Linked DNA regions of Homo sapiens: regions 1, 2 and 4 are each linked to region 3. A link is a contact called in ENCODE Hi-C or POLR2A ChIA-PET data. All regions are on one chromosome and are shown on one strand. Each heading gives the region's core, a stretch centred on a gene start or an enhancer-like site at or near the end of the contact. The rest is flanking DNA. Distances are from core to core; before and after follow the strand shown. Region 1 holds the start of CRPPA (CDP-L-ribitol pyrophosphorylase A). Region 2 holds the start of UMAD1 (UBAP1-MVB12-associated (UMA) domain containing 1). Region 3 holds the start of TMEM106B (transmembrane protein 106B). Region 4 holds the start of GLCCI1 (glucocorticoid induced 1).

Region 1 (6,109 bases), core at 1-2,500, 4.2 Mb after region 3:
ATATTTGTAATGCCGCTGCTTCCCACCCCTGCACCCTCGCCCCAAGCTCCACCTCATTACTCAGTGCTAAAAGCAAAGTAAGTTAATATTATAACATACCCCTTCATTTCACTTCCTCAGCTCCTCACGACTGTTCCCCTAGTCCTCCTTATCCCATTCCCTGTCTCCTTCATTTCCCCAACTAGTTAACTTCAGTGCCCTTTCTAAGATAAAGGGGGTATGACCTCAAATTCAGGCTTAAAGCCCTTTCCACCATTGAAAGGTTATTAAATTCTGCTCCTCTCCCCTCCTGCAGCACCTAGTAATTAGCGCAGCCTGTCTCACAGAAGGTGCTCAGTAAATGAATGAAAAAAACGAACACACGCCCTGGAAACTTCAGTGTGCACGTACAACTCAATCCACGCATGCGCGGAGGCAGAGCCCCAGGACCGCGAGACTATCCGCACAGCTTCTCCTCAGGCCCCACAGCTAGAACCCCAAATCGCCTAGTCCCAACCCATGCACTCTCTAATCGGCGCCACACGACGGGCCTTCCCCACAACCTCATCTGCTTGGGGACGTAAAGGGCTCTGTGGGGGAGCTGCAGCTTTCGTGCCCATCTGTTAAAGGCCAGAACTTCCCATCTCTGAAATGCGGGAGGGAACAGAGCTCAAGCTTGAATAACTGAGCGCGGCCCGGCAGTCCCCCAAGTGAAGGTGCTAGCGCTAGAGCAGCGGCAGGGCGGGGAGCGGGAGGCCGGGCCCCAGGGAACCGCGGGGCGCGCCCGGCGCCGCATTACCTCTCCAGGGCCTGTAGGGTGTAGCTGATGAGCGGCCTCTCCAGGATGGGGCAGAATTGCTTCGGGGTGGGGACCCCCATCCTCTCCCCGCACCCCCCGGCAGGCAACACAGCTGCCACGGCTTGCGGGTGGCGCCCGGGCTCGGTCCCGGCCACGCTCTGCAGGGAGGCGGAAGCCGTGTGGTCCGCGCCGCGCTGACCACTCAGGCAAGGACCCGGCTCCGCCGGCCTGGCGCTGCCCGGCGGCCCGGCCTCCATGGCTGCGGGCGGAACGGCGAGCCCCGCTAGCCTCGGGCCGATGCGACCCCGCGCTGCTCCCACCCTCGGCCGGGGTCGCGGGGCGAAGGGCAGACCACGGAGAGGGACGCAGAGCGCGCAAGCAGAAGGCGCCCCCCTCAGCCGTCGGAGCCCCGCTGTTGCTGCCCCGCAGGGGACGATCCCGACAGCTACGGCAGCAGCTGAGGCTGCCGATCTGCCCTCGCGGCTCGGCTGCGGCCTCCGCACCCGGTCCCAGCGCCTGCGGGAGGGCTGACTTGCCCGCTCTGCGCTTCCCCCGGGCAGGCCCAGCTGTCGCCGCAAGTGGAAATGTCAGAACGCCCTACATATCTAAAGATCGCAGATACTCAAGGGCCATGAGTATGCAGGAGAGGTCAGGCCTCTGTCCCATCCCTCCCTGCTTTAAAATTTCGGAAGAGATTGGGATTCAAGTCACAGGATGGGACGTAGGGTGCGTATGCACCTCGATTATCTGAATTCCATTAAGCTCTGGAGGCTTCCTGGTTCCACCTGGGGTAAAGACAGATGGATTAGCAAGTGTTATTGTGGCACATCAATAATCCAAACTGTGGTGGCTCTCAAACTTGTCTGCACTTTGGAACCACCTGGGGAGCGTGTCCTGACACGCTCAGAGATTGGGATTTAATTGGTCTGGTGAGCACCGGACTTTGGAATGTTTTTAAAGATCCTCGGGTGATTCTGATGAGCAGGCATGTTTTGGAACCATAGGGTCAAAGCAATACTAATTGCTGAACAATCGATACACCTTATGTCATTTAGTCCCCAGAAGAACTCAACTATTGCCATTTCCCTTTTTACAAAGGGGAAAAGACGTTAAAATGGTTAATTTATGTAAGATTGCACAACTAATGGCAGAGGAGCCTTAAGGCCCTCATACAGAAGTAGGCCAAAGTTGAAGAATTCCAGGCCTAAAGCATATCTTACCTTATTTAGTACTCTTGTTGCTGGTGAGGTTTACCATGAAAGTATAGTGAGAATTTGGAGGAGAGCACTATTGTATTAGGTCCCTGGAATGTAAACTCCATGCAAGCAGCAACATTTTTCTTTTGGCTTGGGTTGTGTGTGTGTGCCCAGCTCCTGGAATGTAACACAAGCTTAATATGTATTGAATGAATTGCTGATTAAATAGATTAATGATCATTAAAGTGTATAATCATCAGTAATTCAGTCTTAATCCAGTGGCTTATGATTAATAAAAAATAATCTTTTTAAACACTGGAAATGTTATCTAGTTGTAGTATTACAATTTTTATTTTTACCTGTTTTCTTGAGAGCATATAAAAATATGTTTTCTGCTTTTCCTTTTTGTTTAGTCTTATTGAAGGCATTCTTTCACTTTTGTTACTTTTATTATAATTAGCATTTAGGTCCTGTGCTAGTTGGTTTCTTAACTGAAAAGTGGGTGCCATAATATACTTCCTTGTAATTTTTATTGCTATCGTTCCTTTCTAATTTGATCTCGAGGTCTCTCTCTTACGAGTGGCCATAAGCCAGAACAGCCACTCTTCAGGAGAGCCCTGGCCCAGAGAGGAAAGCTAGGTTCTGGTGTGCAGGTGAGACGCCAGAGGAGGCAGCACACAAAACATGTGAAATAACAGGCGCATTTTATTACTTACAGATTCACCAGAGAATAAGCCTGATGGAAGTCTGGAGATAACAGGACTCCCAACCAGCAGGTGGGGTGCAAGAGAGAGGACCTGTGGGGCTGTGTTAAGGTCCAAAGGCTTTATCCCTTAGGCTTTCCAGAGGGGGTTGTGGATTGACTAGTTTAAAGAAAACACCAGCAAAGGGAGAACTTGACTCTGGTGTTGACCATTGGGTTTTATCATGGTTAGCAGCTGTTGGGTTTTTGGTCATGGAATGAGGAATAAGTGTTCTATATCACAGGGAGGGGAAGTTTTAAGTAGGCCACAGGTGACGTGATACAACTGGGTTTCAAACAGCTTATATCAGGCCTAAAAATGGATGCCCAGGCAGCAACTATATTAAACAAGTTTGGCACAATACTTGACTTCATAGCGCCACTACCACACCTGTATCAAGCATTTAAATATCTGTTGACTAACTGGGTGGATAAATAAATGAGTCTATCTATGAGAGCAGGAAGGCAAATCGAATTAGTATTTCTATTAATATTGATCTTTAAACCTCCCTTTTTAATCTAAAGGTGGAGTTGTTATAAAGGTATTCTTCCTTTACTTAATCTTGAGTGAAGAAAAGTAGAGTAATAAAGCTCTTGTTATACTAATTGCTATAGAATAATTTTATATAATTAAACATTGACAAATTTTAACTAGAATCTTAGTTTTGTTCTTAGAGCAGATATATCAATTTAGATCTTCCATGAATCCTTAGATCCTTAGATCTTATATACTGTATATTAACAATGTCTAGCAGACCAACTTGTAGAGAAAAAAGGGCACATTAAAGTATTCATTCATATACGTAGTATGAAGCAACATTTTTCTCTCTGTCCTTTTTATATAAATATAATTAGTTCCATGTTTTGCATACTTTGGGGTAACAGATGTAGCTTCCTTGTTACTTAATACCAAGTTATAGCAGCCACAATATGAGAATATCTTCTCTGCATCAGGCATGTGAAAGTACATACCCTGAAAAGTGAACTCCTCTGGGACCCATTGGTAATAACAATTCTAAGATATCACTTGAAGAGTTTAGAAAAAATAAACCCCAACTGAATCATGAGGCAGAGCATGCAGAGTTGGAAGTTCCTGGAGTGGTTTCCATTTTGAGCTTCCAAGTAGGCAAAATAATGACTCCCCAAAGATGCCCATGCTCTTATCTCCAGAAGCTATGAATATGTTACCTTACACTGCTAAAGAGACATTGCAGATGTGATTAAGTGAAGGATCTCAAGATGGAGGGGAGTAGCCTGGATTATCCAGGTGGGCCCTGTGTAATCTCTGGCATCCTTATAGGAGAGAGGTCAGAGTTAGAGAAGGAGGTATGAGGATGGAAGCAGCCATCAGAGTGCAGAGGGGTGGGAATGTAGGCAACCTCTAAAAGCTGGAAAAGGCAAGGAAACAGGTTTTTCTCTTAGAGCCTGCAGAATAATATAGCCCTGCCACCCCATTTTCAGATTTCTGATATCCAGAACTGTAAGATAACATACTTGAGTTGTTTTAAGCTGCTAAATCTGTGGTAATTTATTATAGCAGCAAGAGGAAACTAATACAGGCTTCACACTGAGGAAGATTCTCATTTGGACTATAATCTGCAAATGAAGTTATACGTAGTTAGAAATGCAGTAATATGATTGAAAAAATAAGGCACTGTTCATTCAACTTTATGTCTCGTTACTAGAACCCCAGTATTGACTTTTAAAATAAATCCTTTGTCTTGTGAATTTAAAAATGTATTATAAATGTTTAAAGCATAACTTTGTTAAATGTATACCACGATTTCATAACCTGGCTTTGGCATGCCTTTAATTTTTTAAAGTAGACTAAGTGTAGTTTTAGGTTCACAGCAAAATTGAGAGAAAGGTACAAAAATTTCCAATAGCTCCCTGCCCCACACATACATAGCCTCCCACATTATTAACATCTCCCACCAGAGTGGTACATTGGTTACAACTGATGAACCTACAGTGACACATCATTATAACCCACAGTCCCTAGTTTACGTTAGAGTTCACACTTGGTGTTGTACATTCATTCTATAGGATTGATAAATTTACAGTGATGTGTATCCACCATTACAGTATCATGCAGAGTAATTTCACTGCCCTAAAATCCTCTATCCTCTGTCTATTCATGCCTTCCTCTCCTCTAATCCCTGCCCAATCCCTGGCATCCAATTATCTTTTTACTGCCTCCATGCTTTTGCCTTTTCCAGAACATCATATAGTTGGAACCATACAGTATTCTTTTCAGATTGGCTTCTTTCACTTAGTAATATGCATTTAAGTTTTCTCCATATCTTTTCATGGCTTGACAGCTTCTTTCTCTTTAACACTGATTTTTTTTTTTTTTCTGGATGTACTGTGATGTATTTATTCACTCACCTACTGAAAGACATCTTGTTTGCTTCCAAGTTTTGGCAATTATGATTAAGCTGTAATAAACATCTCTGTGTAGGGTTTTTTTTAATTTTATTTTAAGTTCTGGGGTACATGTGCAGGATGTGCAGGTTTGTTACAAAGGTAAACGTATGCCATGGTGGTTTGCTGTACCTATCAACCCTTGACCTAGGTATTAAACCCAGCATGCATTAGCTATTTTTCCTAATGTTCTCCCTCCCCACTCCCCATCTCCCTACAGGTCCCGGTGTGGTTCCCCTCCCCGTGTTCTGATTATTCAGCTCTCACTTATAAGTGAGAACATGCGGTGTTTGGTTTTCTGTTCCTCTGTGCAGGTTTTTATGTGTACAAAAATTTTCAATTCCTTTGGGTAAATACCAAGGAGAAAGATTGCTGAATTGCACGGGCAAAAGTATGGTCAGTTTTGTAAGAAACGGCCAAACGGTCCTCCAAAATAGGTATACCATTTTGCATTCCCACCAGCAATGAATGAGAGTTTCTGTTGCTTCACATCCTCACCAGCATTTGGTGTGTCAGTGTTCTGGATGTTGGCCATTCTAATAGGTGTGTAGTGGTATCTCAGTGTTGATTTAATTTGTATTTATTTGATGACATATGATGTTGAGCATTGTTCATATGCGTATTTGTCATGTGTATCATATTTGGTGAGGTGTCAGAGTCTTTGGCCCACTTTTTAGTTGGGTCATTTGTGTTTTTATTGTTCAGTTTTGAGAGTTCTTTGTTTATTTTGAAGAACAATTTTTTATCTGATATTACTTTGGCAAATATTTTCTCTGTGGCTTGTCTTCTTATTCTCAACAGTGTCTTTTGCAGAGCAGAAATTTTTAGTGATAATGAAGTCCAGCTTATCAATTGTTTTTCATGGATCATGCCTTTGGTGGTGCTTTTAAAAAATGATCACCTAGGTTTTCTGCTATGCTATCTATTAGGAGTTTTATAGTTTTGTGGGTTTTTTTAGGTCGGTGATTC
Region 2 (6,916 bases), core at 1,044-3,543, 4.6 Mb before region 3:
GGGGCTGGTCGAGGCAGGAGGATTGCTTGAGACCGAGAGTTCAAGACCAGCCTGAGGAACATAGGGAGATGCCATCTTTACAAAAAACAAAACAAAACAAAACAAAACAAAACAAAACAAAAATTAGCCAGGCATGGTTAAGCATGCCTGTAGTCCCAGCTACTGGGGAGGCTGACATGGGAGCAACTTGATCTTGGGAGGCTAAGGCTGCAGTGCGCCATGATGGTGCCACTGCATTCCACCCGGGGTAACAGAGTGAGACCCTGTCTCAAAACAAAAAAACAAAAACGAAACAAAAAACCTCTTGAGGAAGAAAAAAGCAACGTAAATTTTTCTTATGTGATTTTATGGTCTTTCATAAGGAATGAGAATTGTTATCCAACATTTATGGGATATGTTCAAAAATCATGACGCCCAAAAAATCATTGGTTAAAAATGTAAAAGGAAATATAATGAGAGAATAGTACAAGAATTAAATTTTACAGCCAGGGACGTTTTACCAGCTCATCCTTTTTAAATCCATTGCAAAAATTAGAAACATCGGCAACAAACCAAATCAAGATGAAGAATTAACTATAATATATAAGAGACTTATTAACACTTAAACATACGGGTTCCATCAACTCGATGGTTCCATTTTTTCCTTCTCCATCTGAAAGAATAAACATTTTTCCGGTGGGATGAATCTAAAAACGAAACATATAATTAAAATCTCACTAAAACAACAACAAAGTTTGACTAAAGATGAGTACATTGATCCTTAGTTGAGCACAAATCAACTGTTTCTTGAACAGTTTATTCATTCAGTTTATTCAACTTATTGGATCAAATTATAATCTTATGTTATCAAATCTGTTCATGGAACACACAGTTAATTTCTGAATTTCAGATAAACAAGGATTTTTTTTGTAGTGTTAAGTAGGTTCTGTATTTGCTAAATATGGCAACCCTATTCTGATAACAAATTAAAGGATGCCCACCCTAAAAGTGAAATCTGCTGGCACTCATGATTTAGACAGTACATATCCCACGGAGGGTATGTTTTAAAAAACAGGCATGATGAAGTAAAAGGAGAACTGGTTGCTAGAATATCTGGGTCCTACTCCTGGGAAGCAGCTGTAAAGAGCGCTGTCAGATTGCGTTTGAATGCCAGCTTTGCCATTTGCCGAGTTTCTGAGCATTTTAGTCAACCACCTACCACTCCTACTCAGTTTCCCTACTTGGGAAGTCAGAGCAACACTCATTTAAGGAAGAGGATGTGTGGATGAAATGAGCTACTAAATAAGTCTTTATATAATAGTTTTCTTTTCCTCAGCTTTTCAGGTCACTGATTCCAAGACTTTGGGCCTGTTTCTCGCCTGTAGAATGAGGGAACTTCACTTTAATACTGGGGTTAAATAACTCGTTACTACGGGACCCAAAGCGGACAACCAAGGCATGTTTTACAGAGAAGCGATCACAACGAGGAAACGAGGTTTGCAAAAATAAGTAATTTCAGAAGAGAAGGAAACCAGCAGATTAGTTTTGTCTGCGTCCGTCACGTCTGAGTAAACTAAGAAATCTGAAGGTAGATGTGGGAGTGGTGTTTATAATTTCCCTTACGTAAGCACGGCTAGAACGGAGGCGACGGGCACTGGAATTTAGAACTCAGCATTTGAAAACACTTTGTTTCCGTGCCATAAAAGAGCGCCAAAATGGGGCTACAACGGCTAAAGAATTTCCAAAAAGTTCCTTGTGCAAAATAAAGGAGTCGGGGGCGCAGTGATCGGAGGCTTTCCGTCCTTTTTCATCCCCCGTTATCCAGGCGGGGTCCCTCCCTCCAGCTACGGACTTGGGAGCCCATGATTGCGAACCCGCACACCTTTTCCAGCCTCCCTACGAAGCAGACAGGCTTGTCGATGAATTGAGCTAGCATGCCGGCGTTGATGCGCGACCTGGGCAAGTCCATCATGTCCACCATGATTATGGTCCAAGACTGCGGCTGGCGGGAAACCCACGGACGACTGAAACTGTGCGCCCCGCGGGTGTCTATGGGGCAGATTTCTCGGCACCAATCAGCGAAGACTAGCGCTCCAGCTTCGCCAATTAAATGCGCGGAAACCTAAATCGCAATCGCGCTGTCTCTGAAAGGGGTGGAGAAGGGGCTGGATGAGTCCGGAAGTGGAGATTGGCTGCTTAGTGACGCGCGGCGTCCCGGAAGTTGACAGATACAGGGCGAGAGGCAGTGGAGGCGGGACTTGGATAGGGGCGGAACCTGAGACTACCTTTCTGCGATCACAGGATTCCCGGCGGTGACTTGACCCCGGAAGTGGGGTGTGAAGCTCCGGTGCTGGTGCGGCGGGGGACTGCGGGGCCAGCCTCAGGTACCTCGTCTCGCGGGAGGCGCCGCAACCTTACTGTTTCCCCATTCTTCCCGCGAACAGAGTCAAAAGAGCTAGGCGGGAGTCGGCACTAGCTGCTGCCGCGGTGCTGTGGGTGCTGCGTACCAGCTGTTCACTGCTGTCTCGCCTTCCCTCTTGCCAGTTCTGCGTGGGAGGCGCGGGAGTTTTGCGGAATGATACGTGGTGTGGCGTCGGGGTTGTGATACCCGCCCCCTTGGAGATGGGCAGCGGGGTCATCAGTGATCTTGATCACTTTCTTCAGGCTTTTGCCACTTGTTGGCTGAGGGTCGATTTACTCCCTTAGCTGCGTCACTCTACTTTCTCCACTTTCTCCACCTGTAAGAAGAGAGATTGATCCGATTACTTCTAAGACGTTTTTTAGCCCAACCTGGCCACACTGCGGAGGCGCCGGTTCTTTCACCCCGCTAACCCCTCCGTGTTGGCAGCCAATAGAAGCACTTAAGGATGGGTAACGGGGAAGAACCACTGGCCAGTACTAGGGGAGACAAGCTTAAATCGTTGTTAGACCCCGAGCTAGGGTTCCCCGAGCTAGGGTTCTCCCTTCTGAGGCGTGTTTTCCCCATCTGCAAAACGAAGGGTTAGGCGGAATGATTTGCAAGGTCCCAGTTGACTCTGACTTTTGGCCATATGTTTGACTCAACAGTTTAAACCCCCTCAGCAGTCTTTCTGTCGTTGCCCTCCACACTGCGAGACTCTGGAGGGCGATCTGGAGGTCTGGAAGATAACCGATTCCTGGGAGATTTGGGGGTAGTCTCCAATCTGTCCCTGGCTCATCTTGTGACCCGAAGCCGGCGGCCTTGCCAGGAGTATTCTAGAATGAGTGCACATAAAAATACCTTCAAACGGTACGGTGGAAATTGGACAGAAGTTTTAATTGGGTATTATAACGTTGTGGAAACTGAGTCTGTGAATTGGCCCAAAGCTACAGAATTGTCATCGTTCAAATTCCCTTAAGCAAAAAAGATCCGATTTGAGACTTCACGTGGCAATTTAAGATTGGAATCTCATGTACGATAATTAAATGATAGTCTCCCTTAGTGTTTCCTTAGCACTTAATAGGTTTGTCTTAGTTTTACTCACTAACGGTACTTTAAAGGATTTCATTAAACAGATGTAGAATGTGTGTCAGTGGTGTATAAAAAAGTTGTGGTTGTATTGGTGCAAGTCAGTAAAGTCTATTTTATATTACAGCTTTAAGTCTTTTGTACTTTAGCATTGTTTTGCAAAGCAAGTTGATGTGCATTATATAGGGGAGAGTACACACATCAATGTCTTTAATAGCATTTTTTTTTGAGGCAAGATCTCTCTCTGTCACCCAGACTGGAGTGCAGTAGCATGCACATAGCTCACTGCAGCCTTTAACTCGTAGGCTTAAGCGATCCTCTCACCTCAGCCTGCCAAGTAGCTGGGACTATAAGCACATACCACCACACCCAGCTAATAAAGATTTTTTTTTTGTTGTTTGTTTTTTTTTGTTCAGATGGGGCCTCGCCATGTTGACCAGGCTTATCTCAAACTCCTGGGCTCAGGCGATCCCTCCCTCCCCCGTCTCCCTCCCAAAGTACTGGAATTACAGGTGTGAGCCTTGGTGCGTACCCTGTAATAGTGATTTTTTTTTTTTTTAAAGAGCACTCCTGTGAGTACCAGATGTTAATGTCGTTGTTTACCTGCAGTTAGAAAGACCACTTTTAAGCAAAGGCTTTCTTTTAAAACAGGGAGATGAGCAGGAAGATAATTTAAAACAGCTTTTTCGTGTATTTTTGAGTCACTTAAAATATTATAAAATACATGATGTACAGAAAAAAGTATAGCTAGCCGATTTGCATAGTTTTGAGAGAAATGAAATGAATCCATGGGGCCTGTCATTCAGCTGAAGAAATGGAACTTTACCAGTTACCAGTAAATTTTACCAGTTTGCACTTCCCCAATGAAGCCCTCCTTGCTACAGCCATAAGTAAACACTATCTTGAAATTTGTGTTAAGCTTCCTAAGCTTTTCTAGGTGGTTTTATCACACATGCAGGCGTTGCTAAATGGTATGTTGTTTAATATTGCCAGTCTTTGACCTTTATATAAACAGAAACGTATGTATCTTCTGACTTCTTTTGTTTGTTTTTGAGATTCATCTATGTTGACGAATGTACGTAGATCATATTTTTTTTTCTGTTACAGGTAGGCATGAGTGGGACAGTAGTGGGCTCTCCCCCAACCCACTAGAAATGTTGGGGGATGGTTTGGCAATTACCGAATTTGCTTCTCTAAAAATGATAATTCTGCAGCGCCAGGGAGAGGCCATTTCCTGATGGTCCACACCTGTTATCAAAATGTTAATTGAATGTAGACCCGAGGGAGAAACAGCTTCCTGGGCATGCATATTAAGAGACAAAAATGGTAAAGTATGATCTTCCAGGTACACTCCACCGGAAAAAGGAAGGAAGCCTCAGATGGGCGTGCATGTAACTCCCTAAAAACACTTCCCAAGGCTAAGGAGGGCTCTGTGCCTGCCGGCAGCCTATCCTAAGGAAAGAATCATGGGAAATAGACAAGCTTGTAAAAGTCCTAGGATCAGGGCCGGGCGCGGTGGCTCACGCCTGTAATCCCAGCACTTTGGGAGGCTGAAGCGGGTGGATCACCTCAGATCAGAAGTTCAAGACCACCCTGGTCAACATGGTGAAACCCTGTCTCTACTAAATATACAAAAAAGTATCCAGGCGCGATGGCGGGGGCCTGTAGTCCCAGCTACTCGGGAGGCTGAGGCAGGAGAATGGCGTGAACCCGAGAGGCGGAGCTTGCAGTGAGCCGAGATCGCGCCACTTCACTCCAACCTGGGCCACAGAGCGAGACTCCCTCTCAAAAAAAAAAAAAACAAACAAACGAAAAAAAAAGGATCAACGGTTAAATCGGACACTTGACCTACTCTCTTTAACCTTCACATTCCCGCTTGGGTCTCTAACAAGCACACCTTCCTTTCTTCCTGTTTTAAGGCCTTTTAAAGTAAACTTCCATTCCTGCTCTGGAACTTGCCTGGGTCTCTGTTTCTGCTTTATGCCCCTCAGTCAAATTTTTTCGTCTGAGGAGGCAAGGACTGAAGTTGCTACTGACCCGTGAGGATAGGCCACCGGTAACTTGGGGTAACTTGGATCTCTGCCACTAGTAAAAAAATGATTTCCCCAAATGGTGGTACCAGTTTACTCTCTTACCTGGAGTATAAGACAGTTTACAGTTATTGTATATTCTTGGCAACTCTTGGAGTTTTTTCCCCCAATTTGATGGATATGAAGTGTTTTTTTGTCGTGACCCTAATTTGCACTCCCTGATTACTGAAAAGTTTGAACATTTTTTCAGATTTTTATTGGTTATTTATGTTTATCTTTTTTTCCTTGATTTTTCTTTTTCTTACTGACTTTTAAGAGCTTTTTATTAGTGAGATATTGTAATGGTACAAGTGTTGTCTGTTTTTGGCCTATCTTTCCGTTTCCTTCCTTCATTCCATCCTTTTTTTTTTTTTATTAGGAAGACCTCTTTTAATATAGTTAAACATTTTCCCCCTTAAGTTTAATGTAGGAGAAAAGTCCATTAAAATCTCATTTATGAATTCTTTGATACATCGTACTCTTAAAGGTATTCTATTTTTCCTAAAATGTTTAGAGTTTTGCCTTTCATATTTAATAGTCCGTCATCTAGAATTCACTCTTCATGTATGTTGTCAGATAAGTCTCCAATCTCTGTTTTGTTTTAATTTCAGTTGTCCTAATGTGATTTGACTGTATCACCTTTTTGCCACCTTCACTTGTCACCTTAAGTTTACAGATATGTGTGGAGTCAATTCTATTCTATGGATCTATTTTTCTATCCCTGAACCACTACCTATTTTCTTTAATAGTGTAGCTTATCATAACTTTTGATGTCTGGGGCTGTGTTCTCGGGAATGTCTTGGTTATTTTTGTCTCTTTGCTCTTCTGTATAGAATGTAGCTTATGAATTTCCAGGAAAAACTGTGTTGGAATTTTGATCAAAATTGCACTGTATCCTTGGATGTATTTCAGGAAAAGTAACACCTGAATGTCAACTCTTACTATCCTTGAGCCATTTTGGTCCTCTTAAAATCTTTCCAAAAGGTCTCATACTTTTCTACATAAAAGTTTTGACTTTTAGCTTAGATTTATTCCTAGATACCTTGTTTTTGTTGCTATTATGAATGGTATCATTTTTTAAATTAAAGATTTTAACTGATTGTTTTGGTATATAGAAATGCCATTTTAAGAATTTTCTATCAGTTTTTTTTGGAATTTTCTATTCATATTTGAATAATTATAGTTTTGTTTCTTAAGAATTCTTACATATTTTATTTATCTTTCTTACCTTTTGCCTAGGATAGAGCCTTCAGTACCATTTTGAATAGAAATAGTGTTTAAGTCAAGATGGGGTTTAGCTGCATAAACAAAAGTATCTTTAATGCACAAACGCTTATTCTCACATGTGAAAGAAGTCCACAGCTGTGCAACTTAGTACTTA
Region 3 (6,225 bases), core at 1,351-3,850:
AGACTTATATATTAACATTTGACAAATTATATGTTTCAAAATAATTATGTTCCTTTTCTGCTTATAATTTTTAACAGCTAATTTCTAGAAAAGTAATTTTTGCAAAATTTTTAGTTATGGCTGACTGCTATTAGGATTTGGGTGATTTACCATTAAAAGAGATAAAAGAGAATTGAAATGAGAGATAAGGCTGTTTTCAAGATTTAGTACAACCTAGAGAAATCCCTTAGCTTCAGCATCATACTAAATATAACCAGAAATCATTAAGAAAGAATGTTCTTCTATTCAAACTTATCCCAGACTGTTAAAATTACTGGCCTTTATATCTGATAGCACCTAGACCACTACTGAACTCGGAACTCAAGAAATCACTGTTAATCAAATAATTGGAAGCTTTTCAGAAAATTTTCCTTTCAAAATGTGCTTCAATGAAAAATAAGGCATAGGAACAAATGTACCAAACATTCAATATCTGTCTTTAAAGTACTTCCTTGTTATATGGATGATAAATTTGTAATCATAATATCTAATATTTACTGATTGCTCTGCAGGTATCAGCTCCCATCCATAACCCTTTGAGACAGACATTATTACTATCTTCATTTTGCAGATAATAAAAATTAGGTATAAAGAAGGCTAAGTATTTTGCCCACTCTTACAGAGATTTTGTATATCTCTGTCAGGCTGGGCTCATTTTCAGGCCATATGGCTCCCAAGGCTGTGTTCCCAACCCTGCTACTGAACTGCTTCTTACAGCAACATTCTCCCAGGAAGACTTATTCCTATGTGAATTCCAGGAATTTGGATAAGGAACTGTGCTATATGGCCAGCACGTTTTAAGTTAAATGATGAGGTTGAGAAAATACTAAATACTCCCTTAAGAATTAAAGAAAAAAGTAACTTTTTCACTTAAGAATAATATATATTACATTATAGAACCATTTGCCTATTTAACAATAATAAAGAAAAAACATCCATGCTCTCAAACTACAGGCAACTGTTTATATTTTGTATATTTCTTTCCATTTCAAGGCAGATATGTAATATATTTATATCTATATGTTATCTATATGTGAATATAGTTTACATCCTATTACAATACCTCATATCCTATACTTTGCATCCTGATTTTAATTTTATATCACTCCGCGTATAACAGCCTTATAAGATGGTTTTTACTGGCTTTATAAAAACTCAATAGATGGCTATTCCATAATTTTAAAAACTCAGTAATTCCAAGGGGAACATCATATCTCCACAGGTGGACTGTCAATAATTTTGAGAAAAATTTTCCCCCATGATTCTGATTTGTTTTAACCAACCTATTAATTTTGAAATTTCAAACAGTGTTAATGGAAGACACCCTGACCCTTCCCTTTGGAAAATATGGGCTAAATAAAAGCGGTTGAAAAATAATGATTTTATCAATGTCCCTTGTTGGACATTCAGTTTATTTAAATGGATACACCTCATACCCAAATCTTTTTAGAGTTCTCATTAGGTTTAGGATACTTCTGAAAGGGTGGAATTGCTGGACCAAACGATGTGAACATTTTAATAGTCTTGATACATACTGACTGTCTGCCAGAAAACTTAGGAGTTTTAAATCTCCGACAACATTGTATGAGAAAGCTCATTATCTCACATATGGATCTACAGTAATCCTCTTAAATTGTATATCGTTCTGACTTGTATTTCCTACTTTTACATAGCTTCATTTCCCAATTCCTGTTAGAATTCCCTGATTCTAACAGGATCACACTGATCCTGTTAGAAGAGAGAAATATATGACTCTCACTTCCTTGCTCCTGTGACTGTAAGAATGCCTACCATTCATTAAACGTTAAACTCTCCGCAGGAATGAGACTAGAGTGCCCTTAATATTATTACCGGCATCTCATTGATCCCTCAAAACGACTCCTTGTCGTTGTTCTTATCTTCTAAGTGAAATGACCTAGACGTTGGGGGAGGGCAGCCCCAACCCACAGCGAAGAGCTTAAGTACTGGGATCCGAGACGGGATTTCACACACCTGTAACTAGCACCAGAGTTAAGGGGTGGGGAGGGGCAGCGTGGGCAAAGCGAAACGAAACCGAGCAAAAACAAAAACTACGGCCTTGCCGCTTGCTGTCTCCTTCTAGTTGGCCAGTTTCTAAATTAAAATAGAGGTAGCTTTGCTGCTGTCAGCGGCGTGTGTACGGACCAGTTTATTCCATTCCTAAGGACCAGACTGTCAGCGACAACTCGCATTGCGTGAGCGAGGAGGCTGCTCAGCTGAAAGCTGAGGCAGATGGTGCACATTTATACCCTTTGCAAAAGGAAATGGTCTGATATGGGAAATAGGAGGAGCGACTGTTCCTAGGTAATTCGTGGCTACAGTGGACACTTTGAAGTCTGGGGGACGCGAAGGTAATGAAACCTGAAGAGCGCACAATCTCACACGATCGACGCCTCTGGGCTCAAACAGGAGGAAGAAGGACGCATGCGTCACGCGCACGCCAGGGGTGTCCCTCCGGGAGCGCTCTGCGCAGGCGCGGACGCAGGTTACAGCAGCGCTTGGCCTCTGCTGATGCCGTCGTTATCCTACCCCTCCCCCGTCCCAGCTCTACGGCGGCCGCGCGCTCCAGGCCGGTCGCTCCACCCCCCGGCTCCCGGGACTGTGGACTCCACGACCCTGTCCTCGGCCCTGTCCGCGCCGAAGCAGCCCGGGACTGCGCAGCGCCCCGCGTGCCGGTGAGCGACCCCGGACGTGCAGTCCCCAGGTCCCCTTCCGGAGCGAGGCTGAGCGGCTGCGCCGCGGCTTGAGCCGGGCCTGACAAGGAGGGGAGGCCGCTGGGGTGCTGGGCCAGCCGCAGGTACGGCGGCGGTCAGGGCTGGTGATCGAGTTGCTGTGTCGCCTCTAATGAGGCCCAGCCAGGGAACACTCGGCTTCGGCCCAAGCCCTACCTCTGGGTTGCCTCTAGGCCCTCACACCTTGAGCGCCAGGTGGCCCTCTTCCTTTTGCTGTTGATGAATGTTCTTGCCGTGGTGCCGGGATCTTATTTTGCAGCTTTACAGAGTAGGCTTTGTGCTAGGTGTTGTTTATGGAGCTTTTCAAAGGCGCTTGTTTCCTTAGTTCTCAAGCCCTTTTAGAACTAAAACCAGTGTCTACACAGAAGATCAGGAGCCATTTAAATTGGAGTGCTGTGATATATTTTTTCTCTCCAAACTGAGTCTGATATCCATGTTGACTTTCAGTAAACTAAGGAACCGCTATAATAAATAACACTGAGCCCACAGAGGTTGCAGAAGAGGGTCTAGCACCCCTTTTTTAAACCATTGAGTCTCCCAAGAATAAAAGTGGTTACACTTGTCAGTTCTCTAAGGAAAATCTAGTAGAGAAGGCAAGGGATTCCCAGTTTCTCACAGAGTCTGGCACTTGTCCAAACACCTACCCTAAAGCAGAATCGATCATGGCAGCTATTAGATTAGGACAGAAAACAGGCTCAAACGGAGAGCCACTTGAGTCTGCCTTTCTGTGTCTTTTTTCTCAACGCGCTCCAGTTAAGATGCAGCTTACAGCCTGGCTGTGTTGACTGAGATCCCAGAAAGAGTGCCCTTAAGGCCTTGCTGATAAGGCCCAATGATCCCAATTCATCTAGTGTTCCGCATAGACCCCAAGGTTACAGTGTGTGGGGACAGTGATGTTAAGTCTTCCCTATCCTACCTGTGGCTGACAGGTGTTGATTAAGACAATGATTTTTTAGAAGTCATAAATCATTTGTATTTTTGATGTGGGCAGTGATTTTTATAAATACATAGTTTTTTTTTTTTGAAAGAGTGAAAATCTCATTTTACATTTGTTTGCATACCATTTGTATAGTTTTTTAAATTCTGTTTATTTGAGTGACAGCAACAAGTGGATGGCATGCGAATTTTATTTATTTTTTTATCTTTGTATTTATTTTGTGTATATTCATGGAGTACAAGTGCCATTTGCTACATTGATACACAACATCCTGGTGAAGTCAGAGCCCTTAGTGCATCCAGCACTGGAGCAACACACATTGTACCCACCAAGCAGGCTCCTATCAGGCATGCCAGTTCTAGAAAGTAAAATTTTCTTCATACTCTAGGATGAACTGACTTACTTGGAATGTCTGTTTTGTTTAATCAAATAAGTGAGAATTTTTGAAAGAAATACTATCTGTCTGAATGTATGTAATCTATTTTTAGGAACCGCTAAAAGACATATCAAATTTAGAAGGAGTATAATTATGTTATTTTTCAGTTTTACTTTTTCACTTTATTTTTTCTCAGGATATAAGCAGGAAAATACCAGCAGGGTGTATTATATGACTGTTAAGTTCTTTTCAGCTTTAAAAGGGTATGACCTTAAGTATAAAGTTACTTCATTATCTACCTGCAGAAGTTATTTTTGTGTAGGCACTAGTACTAATTATTTATTTCTACTTAGATTTTTACATTTGTATTGTTATTTTGATACTCTTATCCTAAAATTTTTGAAGTTAGTGTTCTAAATTTTGCTGCTTTGTATTGGTAACTTATATTTAATATTTTGGAACATTGGCTTCATAATTTTAACTGTCAACTGTTGAATGAAAAAAAAACTGTGATTTTGGAATTTTGGGGCTTTTTATTGTTGTTGCGAGTGTTTAAATGTTTAAAGCAAGAAATTTAAGGATGGAAAAGAGTGGTGATTGTATTTATCACAAAGGTGCGTGAATTTTCAGAGGCTGAAACGTACTACTTTGAAGTTACTTGGTGATATACATCAAATACCTAGTTATCGTCTACCCAAAGCAATTTTTGCCTTTAGTGCTAACTAGTTAAAAGGTAGAATGTATTTTTATTTTATTTTAAGAAAAATGAAACCTGCATGTTTCTTTTCAGAGAACCTGCAGGTGTAGACTTTTGTCAAATGTTAATGTTTGAAAGCCCATTCTCATCATAAGCATGATAGGACATCATTTCACATTATTTGTTTAAAAAAACACTTCTGGACTCTAGTAAATGGCTCCTTTGTTTCAGACATTATTTTGATTGGATATAATCCTAATCCAAAAGGTATAATCCAAAAGGTAGTTTGAACATTCTCTTAATGTTTGTTCTGTAAACCAAAAATAAAATTCTGAGCCCCCCAACTAAGTGGAACCCGCTTCTCTGTCAAGGGCATTCCAAAGTAAACCTAAAAAGGTAGTTCAGGCCATGATGAAAAGGTGGGTGGAGGGGATTGAACATGCCCCGTTGTACCTTCCTCTCTTTGGAATTCAGGCACAACTGACCAGCATCAATTAAAACAGAGATTTGAAGACTAACAAGAGTCTCTTTGTAGCAATAAGATATCAAATCCCAACCTGACTCTAATATAGAATCACTCGACAGATAGCAGGCCCTGAGAGAAATTGAAATATCTTACCCCAAAATATATTTCTTTGAAATGGCCTTGCAAAGCTGTCTCTCGTGGGGAAGATCCACATTCTGTACAGAATCCCCTTTCCTTTCCAGATCTTTTCCTAATTCAGCAGCGATTTAACCAAGAGCCTGGAATATTTTAAGGAGTAATAAGAGACATTTACAAACTATTCTCTCTGAAGCCTGCTACCTGGAGGCATCATCTAGATAATCAGAACCTTGGCTTCCACATCCTCCTCCCTTGTCTTAACTACAAACATTTCTTTCTGCTGACTTCAACTCCTCAGGTAGAGTTTAACCGTTTCAACCAATTGCCATTAGGAAATCTTTAAATCCACCTATGCACCTATGACCTGGACACCCCCCAGCCTTCCACCCCTGCTTCAAAATGTCCTGCTTTTCTGGGCTGAATTAATGTATACCTTACATCTATTGATTTATGCCTCTGCCTGTAATTTCTGTCTCCAAAATGTATAATCAAGCTGTAACCCAACTACCTTGAGGACATTTTCTCAGGACCTGTTGAGACTGTGCCTCAGGCCTTGTTCACTCATTTTTGGCTCCGAATAAATCCCTTCAAATATTTTACAGAGTTTGACTGTTCCTTGACTGTTCTAAATTAATTAGTGTAAATATCTCAGAGTGTTCTTGAATGTACTTTTTTCCCTGAAGTTTACTGTAAGATTTTTATTTTTCTTTAGACATGGGAAAGTCTCTTTCTCATTTGCCTTTGCATTCAAGCAAAGAAGATGCTTATGATGGAGTCACATCTGAAAACATGAGGAATGGACTGGTTAATAGTGAAGTCCAT
Region 4 (6,388 bases), core at 1,133-3,632, 4.2 Mb before region 3:
TCTGTTTCTCTGTGTGAGTTATTTAGATTTGCTTTAGATGTCTAAGTCAGCTGTGGTAGATTTGAACAAACACAGAAAGTCCTTAAAATATGACTAGGTATGTTGCTTTAGATCCAAATTAGGTATTGATCATTGTGATTGTGACCTAGAATAAATTTAGAATTATTGTAACCTAATGTGTTGAAGTTGTTCCATAAATATATTTAGGAGTAGCTAGAGATGACATTTCTATAATGCAACTATGCTGTAATCAAAGCAACAACTCAGAAATTTACCAGCATGTAAAAGAAAAATCTTAACTTTTTTTCTTCTTCTTCTTCTTTTTTTTTTTTTTTTTTTTTTTTTTGAGACAGGGTGTCATTCTGTCACCCAAGCTGGAGTGCAGTGGTGTGATCAAGGCTCACTGCAGCCTTGATCTCCCGGCCTTTTGGGCTCAGGTGATCCTCCCACCTCAGCCTCCCTAACCGCGTCCAGCTAGTATTTTTACATTTTTAGTAGAGATGGGGTTTTGCCATGTTGCCCAGACTGGTTTCAAAATCCTGAGCTCAAGTGATCCGTCTGCCTTGGCCTCCCAAGGAGCTGGGATTACAGGCGTGAGCCACCGCACCTAGCCAGCTTTACATATTTTTAATCTGTCAGATTTTTTGTTCTTGCTATTCTGAGAAAAGTCACTGAAAAGAAATCATTTATCATTCTTTTTACACACAAAATAATGCAGTTTTTAAATTAATGAGATAGGCCATTTATATAAAATTTGAAAGAGTAAAGTTTTTATTCATAATTAAAATATATGTTATTCTGGAAAACAAAAAAAAAGTAGTGGTCTGTCTTCATTTGTAAAATTTCCTTTGAACTGATGGGAACTTATCTCACAGATGAGATTTGTGGGCCATTGTGAATACTCTACAGATTATGTACCCCACAGCTTTGAGCTGCCAGGTACTATAGCAGAGTGCTTCCTCAGACTCTTGAGCCAGTCTGTCTGGGTGAAATTTTTAGCTCCCCATATACTAACTATGTGATCTCAGGCAAGACAGCTTATTTATGCCACAACTGAGACCACAGTAAGGATAATAATAGTATCTACCTTGTGGATTATATGAGGACTGAATGAATTAACACACATAATGTTCTTAGAATAGCGGCTGGCACATGGTGAATAAATGTTAGCTCTTATTATAATATGTGGTAAACTGAGGAACTATCACTAGTTTTACTTGGATGAAGTACTGCATGAAATTTTTGTATTTTTATTGAGTTTCATCAATTTTTTTACTGAACCTAGTATGCTTTCTCGTCTGAACACACAAGGAAGAAAAGAAGGATGGCTCCTGTACGTGAAAGTGACCCCTGCATATAGTGCCTGAAATCAGAGGAAGCTTGTCAGTGTGGGCAGACACCACGAGCAGACCAATTTGACATTGTGCTTCTCTTTTAACCTCTTGAAAATTAATGAAAGTTATCTGATGAAGATCCTTACATTAATTGCTCCCGATTAAGGTTTAAAACCTTGGTTTACTGTGGGGTAAATTTATGTTTTTGATAGTCATCCAAAATCTTTGTACGCTTTCAGTTTCATTACAGAATAAAAAACAAATTTACCACAATGGATTATTACATTACATCTGGTATTTATTCCTCCCAAGAAGCTATCTGCTTCGGAAAAGCCAGGGGCGCCCTTCATTAATATATCTAACTGATGGTGTAATGACATAAAATTCCTTGTTGACCCCTGCTATTCAGTGTTATTGTCTTGGAACATAGAACTTGATAATCTCTTTTCACTGCATAACTACAAATGTTAGGCTGTAAGAGTATTTTACTTTGTTCAGTGCAGGTTCCAGACATTTCTCCTGATCACCAGAAGTTCTTTTGATTAATAAGGCTACTGGTCACGAAAACTCAGCTTACTAAAAGAGATCCAGTCTTCTGGTTCTAACTAAAACATCCCACCGGATGCAGGTGTACTTGCAAATTAAAGTTTGCCTCATGTGTCCTGTGTCTCAAGTCATACAGACGGCCCAGGAGGGTGGAGCCCCTGCAACCTGCCTAGCGGGGCGTTTGCGTGTCTGGGGGTGTCGGGACACGCGCAGGACACACACAGTCCCACTTTCCTAGTCTCGCACTTACCTCAAGGCTGTCAACTTTTACGCTCCTCCCTGCGCGCACAGCCCCCACCTCACGCTGCCACCCCTCACGCCCCGCCTTCAAAGTAGGAGGCACCATTGTCATTGGACACTGCTTCTCTCACTCCTATTCCAGAACCAATCACTCGAGTTCTAGTGGGGAGCGCCTAAGCCAATGGAAATGCTCGCTGCGGCAGCTGCCGGGTCCTGGGCGCTGGGAGGCGGTGCCGGGGGCGGGGTGCGGCTGGGGCGAATTAGTTGCCATTCGGAGTGAGGAGTGGGTAGAAGCGGCGGCGGCGGCGGCGGCGTTTGCGGTGGCGCGGACTCCGAGGAGCGCCAGCACCTCGAGGCCCTTTCTCTCTACCCTGGTCCCCAGAAGCAGGGGTCCCGGCCCTCCTTGCAGCTGCCGGGTTCTCCCGTGCGTGCAGCCCTGCGAGGGCTGAGGAGAAGGCTGCGAGCGGCCCTCGGGGCTGCGTGATCCGGGCCGTTGCCCTGTCAGCACGATGCCTGGAGCGGTGGCGGCGGCGGCTCCGGGCTCCTTGCGGCCCCGGCCGTGACCGCCACACCGAGCCCAGCCGGGCGGTTGCGGCCGTTGGACGTTTGTTTTCGCAGCCTTCCCCTCCCCCCTCGCCGAGGCGGCGGGGGTGTGCGTTGGGGAGGGGGAGCCCCGAGACTCCTCCCCCACAGCGATACCCCCGCCCCTCCCCCTTACACACTCGCACGCACTATCGCGCCGGCTCCCACACGCTCGCGCGCCTCCCGCCCCGCGCCTCCGTGTCGGCCGGCGGCGTCCAGGGCCCGCAGAGCCACCATGTCCACTGCCTCCTCCTCCTCCTCCTCCAGTTCCTCTCAGACCCCTCATCCCCCGTCGCAGAGGATGAGGCGCAGCGCCGCGGGGTCCCCGCCCGCCGTCGCCGCCGCCGGGAGCGGGAACGGTGCGGGCGGCGGCGGCGGCGTGGGCTGCGCCCCGGCTGCGGGAGCCGGCCGGCTGCTGCAGCCCATCCGCGCCACGGTGCCCTACCAGCTCTTGCGGGGCAGCCAGCACAGTCCCACGCGTCCGCCCGTCGCCGCTGCCGCCGCCTCGCTGGGCAGCCTCCCGGGGCCCGGCGCGGCCCGCGGCCCCAGCCCGTCCAGCCCGACGCCGCCGGCGGCCGCAGCCCCGGCCGAGCAGGCGCCGCGGGCCAAGGGCCGCCCGAGACGGTCCCCAGAGAGCCACCGGAGGAGCAGCTCACCTGAGAGACGGAGCCCCGGCTCGCCCGTGTGCAGAGGTAGCGAGCCCAACCCTCCCGTCCTCCCGGGCTGCGTCTCCCCGACGGTGCCCTCCGTGGAAACTTCAGCCTCTTCGGGCTTCTCTTTGCTAGTGCATTATCGAAGGTGTGAAAGTGGCTTTGGGAATCTCACCCCCCTGCGGTCGCTGTGGGGCTTGGAGGAGCGAACTGAAAAGCGACTTTTATTTGACCCTCATGCCGCCCCTCAGAGTCTCTCTTCCATCACTCGCCTGCTTCGAGAGGTTTTTCAGTTTAAGAGCTGGCTAGCTCATTCGTGTGTTTGCCGTTTGTAGCCGGGGAAGGAGAAGCTGGGCGAAACACTTAACACGCACACAAACTCTTCAGCAGCGGATAAGGTGGCGGTTGTAATCTCTACCGTCTCTTTGTGCTTTTCTGCAAAGTTCCTAACGTGCCTGTAACTACCGGGATAGTATTTTATTTTTTAGAGGGTTGGTGGCATTAGTTTCGATGTAAGGATATCGGCTGGATGTAATGATATCTGCTAGAGGGGACAGTTTTGAATGTACAATTGAAGTGTATACGGTTTTTTCCCTCAGTCCTCCCTCTCTCCCTCTCCCCCAGCCCCCCGCCACCCCGCCTCTCTCTCTCCCTCTCTTTCTCCCCCTCCCCTTTATATATTCATGCATCAGAGCACTCCTGCACTGGAAACAGTTTGTGCTCTACCGGAGATTTTCATGGTAAATTTCTGAAAACTTATTTGTGGAACGTGTTCGTTTTTTTCCTTCCATTTTTAAGTACACTTAACAGTTCAGTTGAGCTGTTCAAGGATCTCAAGTTTCTTTTTTTGTTAGGTGTCAAAGGTAATGGTGAGCTGGTGGATGCTGTGGGTTTCCCTTAGTGTTTTCTGTTTTGCTTTGGTTTTGTTTATGTCTAGGGACACAGTGCATGATTTAGTTGAGCCCTGGGGGAGAAAAGGAAGATTAGCCAAAACAGGGACTTAAAGCTCATAAGGGAGAGTGGAATAGCTAATATTGTTAGATACCGAACTAGAGCTACAGATGCTGCTGCTGCATTGTGGAGGGAACAGATCATACTGGGTGGAAAAATCTCTGCTTGGAAGGGAAACACTGTCAAAGTCTGTACATTGTTTATGTGGTATGTGGAATTTTTTTTTTTAATGGAGCTTTCTTGATGAAGGTGTTAGAGTTGGAGAAAGTGGTTGTCTGCATTATGATACATTGCAGTCTTGGTGTTTTTGTTTTAATATTTCAGACCCGTAATTAGCATGTTGCTAACGCACTTGTTTTCTGACCACTTGATGGTGAACCAGTGTAGGATGTAGTGCAGTGGGATGAGTACATGAGCAGCAAGAAATACATCCTGTAATCTGTATGCATTGGGAGGAATATGCTCCTGCACTCCTCCCCCAGGTCAAGCCAGCTGCTGCAGAAACTGACATCCTCCAGCAAATCCTGAATGAATGAATGAAAACAACGTGATCGCCCTAATAATGACCACAACTGAACACACATCTTTGGCTGTATTTTATAGAAAAGGCCACCATTTTCTAACAGATTAATGCCATATGCAACTCCTTTGCACATTTTCTAGAACTGTATGAAATGAGAAGTAACAGAACGAACAGAAAACAGTTACATAAATTTTTTAGTGATTTCGCTTCAACAGTGCACAAATTGAGTTTTGGGATTTTCTTGTAGGGACTAAGAGGCATAAAATAAGCATTGCAGATTGTGTACAGAGGGTCTGGTGGGTGTGAGTAAGAGAAGTTTCGGCAATTGCTGCAACAACATAATGGCCATCTAGTACCTCCTCCCCTTTTGTATATAAACACTAACATCTTACAACGGATAATAGTACAACTTGTTTTTCTGCATCCTTCAAAAGGCTTAATGGCCTAGGAATTACATGCTCCATCATCAAGCAGTTTTAATAAAATTTGTGATCTGGCTTAAACTATTCTCTTTGTTGTAGTGTGGCACATACGAGTTTAATGCGATTTTAATGCAATCATGATGAAAACACTTTTCTGAGTCTGGTTGTGCAGCAGACAGATTTGCAGTGTCAGAGAGCTTGTGTTGGGAATGCAAGGGCTTTCTTTGCTAAAGATGTTTTTCTGCTGTTTTAAACACCAGGTGGTTTTGTCAGTTTCTTACATTGCAGTGATTTTTGAATGCGGGCTTCTGTGCCCCCAGTTCCGTGATTATATTACTCCTATGTTACTTCTCCATGTCCCGCCTTTTACCCCCACTACCCAAATTAAAACTGTCCTACTAAACTGTTCTGTTTCCTTAGCCATTTAAAATCCATGATCTGAACAGTTGATTTAATTTTTCGAATGATTATCTTCTCAATTTCTTTTGAATGCTGTAAGGTTCTGACTTGAGTGGATTTTAGCCTCCACTGGTCAAGGTTCCTGCCGCTGCCACTGCTGCTGCAGACACTGACATCACTATACTGCATGAATGAAAAACAACAACGTGCTCCATTTCTTCCTCTGCTCTCCACCTCCTCCTTTTTCTGCACACTTCAGTGTATGTGTGTGTGTGTGTGTGTGCGCGCAAGAGGGTGTTAAAACTGCGTTTGAAACTACACTTGAAAGCATTAAGTAGTTGATGGCTCAAGGGGTAGGTATATAGTATAAAGGCATATTGTTTATGAAAAGCTGCAAGGGCTATGGGCATTTCGACTAAAGGTGACATAACTGAGCATTCAGTGTTTCATGCATTTCATCTGGAGTGATGATTATAGGAGAAAATATGGAAGCTTAAAAATGTTTTTATGATTCTTTTACCAAAAAATTATGAAACCACTCAATTTCTAAATAAATTATATCATTATCTGCGTCTTAAGCATTCTTAATGTGAATATTTGTAGGGCTAAGGCTAGAGTAATAGAGAATTGATATTCAGATTGTTTCACAAGGCTGAGGAAAAGCTGAATTCTATAAATAGGAATAGTCAATTTTAATATTATTATAATATTAATTTATACAACCCAGGAAAAAATGATAAT

What was found. Hi-C counts contacts between places; a loop is a spot of excess contacts on that map. ChIA-PET counts read pairs that join two places held with the same protein, here RNA polymerase II (POLR2A). Pooled maps may share reads with other maps.
Region 1: a loop to region 3 is called in a map of CD8-positive, alpha-beta T cell, with 12 times the contacts of the local background. The contact joins the promoter of CRPPA here to the promoter of TMEM106B in region 3. A Hi-C loop is called at or near these places in 2 of 168 maps with a recorded cell type or tissue (CD8-positive, alpha-beta T cell and naive thymus-derived CD4-positive, alpha-beta T cell) and 7 of 50 pooled maps.
Region 2: a loop to region 3 is called in a map of naive thymus-derived CD4-positive, alpha-beta T cell, with 20 times the contacts of the local background. The contact joins the promoter of UMAD1 here to the promoter of TMEM106B in region 3. A Hi-C loop is called at or near these places in 3 of 168 maps with a recorded cell type or tissue (CD4-positive, alpha-beta memory T cell and naive thymus-derived CD4-positive, alpha-beta T cell) and 8 of 50 pooled maps.
Region 4: a map of CD8-positive, alpha-beta T cell shows a loop between it and region 3 (6-fold over the local background). The contact joins the promoter of GLCCI1 here to the promoter of TMEM106B in region 3. A Hi-C loop is called at or near these places in 1 of 168 maps with a recorded cell type or tissue (CD8-positive, alpha-beta T cell) and 6 of 50 pooled maps. POLR2A ChIA-PET finds 5 or more read pairs at or near these places in 1 of 52 experiments (MCF 10A).

What each region holds. Positions count from the first base shown.
Region 1 is chr7:16,420,288-16,426,396 of GRCh38, forward strand. It overlaps CRPPA (CDP-L-ribitol pyrophosphorylase A), which reads right to left and starts at 1,251. Exons shown (of 10, transcript NM_001101426.4): 1 at 779-1,251. The coding sequence starts at 1,035. LOC105375168 (a long non-coding RNA gene) reads left to right here and starts at 399. Exons shown (of 5, transcript XR_007060223.1): 1 at 399-695; 2 at 2,693-2,750. RefSeq lists silencers at 842-901, 922-1,061.
Region 2 is chr7:7,638,459-7,645,374 of GRCh38, forward strand. It overlaps UMAD1 (UBAP1-MVB12-associated (UMA) domain containing 1), which reads left to right and starts at 2,294. Exons shown (of 4, transcript NM_001302348.2): 1 at 2,294-2,363. RPA3 (replication protein A3) reads right to left here. Exons shown (of 8, transcript NM_002947.5): 5 at 1,862-2,717; 6 at 612-686. The coding sequence starts at 1,960. RefSeq lists enhancers at 1,475-1,524, 1,895-1,944, 2,215-2,414, 2,455-2,504, 2,585-2,754 and a silencer at 1,985-2,114.
Region 3 is chr7:12,208,694-12,214,918 of GRCh38, forward strand. It overlaps TMEM106B (transmembrane protein 106B), which reads left to right and starts at 2,601. Exons shown (of 8, transcript NM_001134232.2): 1 at 2,601-2,732; 2 at 6,116-6,225. The coding sequence starts at 6,118. RefSeq lists enhancers at 2,000-2,149, 2,283-2,801, 2,360-2,409, 2,802-3,318 and a silencer at 2,590-2,899.
Region 4 is chr7:7,966,414-7,972,801 of GRCh38, forward strand. It overlaps GLCCI1 (glucocorticoid induced 1), which reads left to right and starts at 2,383. Exons shown (of 8, transcript NM_138426.4): 1 at 2,383-3,394. The coding sequence starts at 2,938. GLCCI1-DT (GLCCI1 divergent transcript) reads right to left here and starts at 2,339. Exons shown (of 5, transcript NR_110018.1): 1 at 2,131-2,339. RefSeq lists silencers at 2,206-2,355, 2,566-2,965, 3,046-3,105, 3,196-3,275 and an enhancer at 3,756-3,845.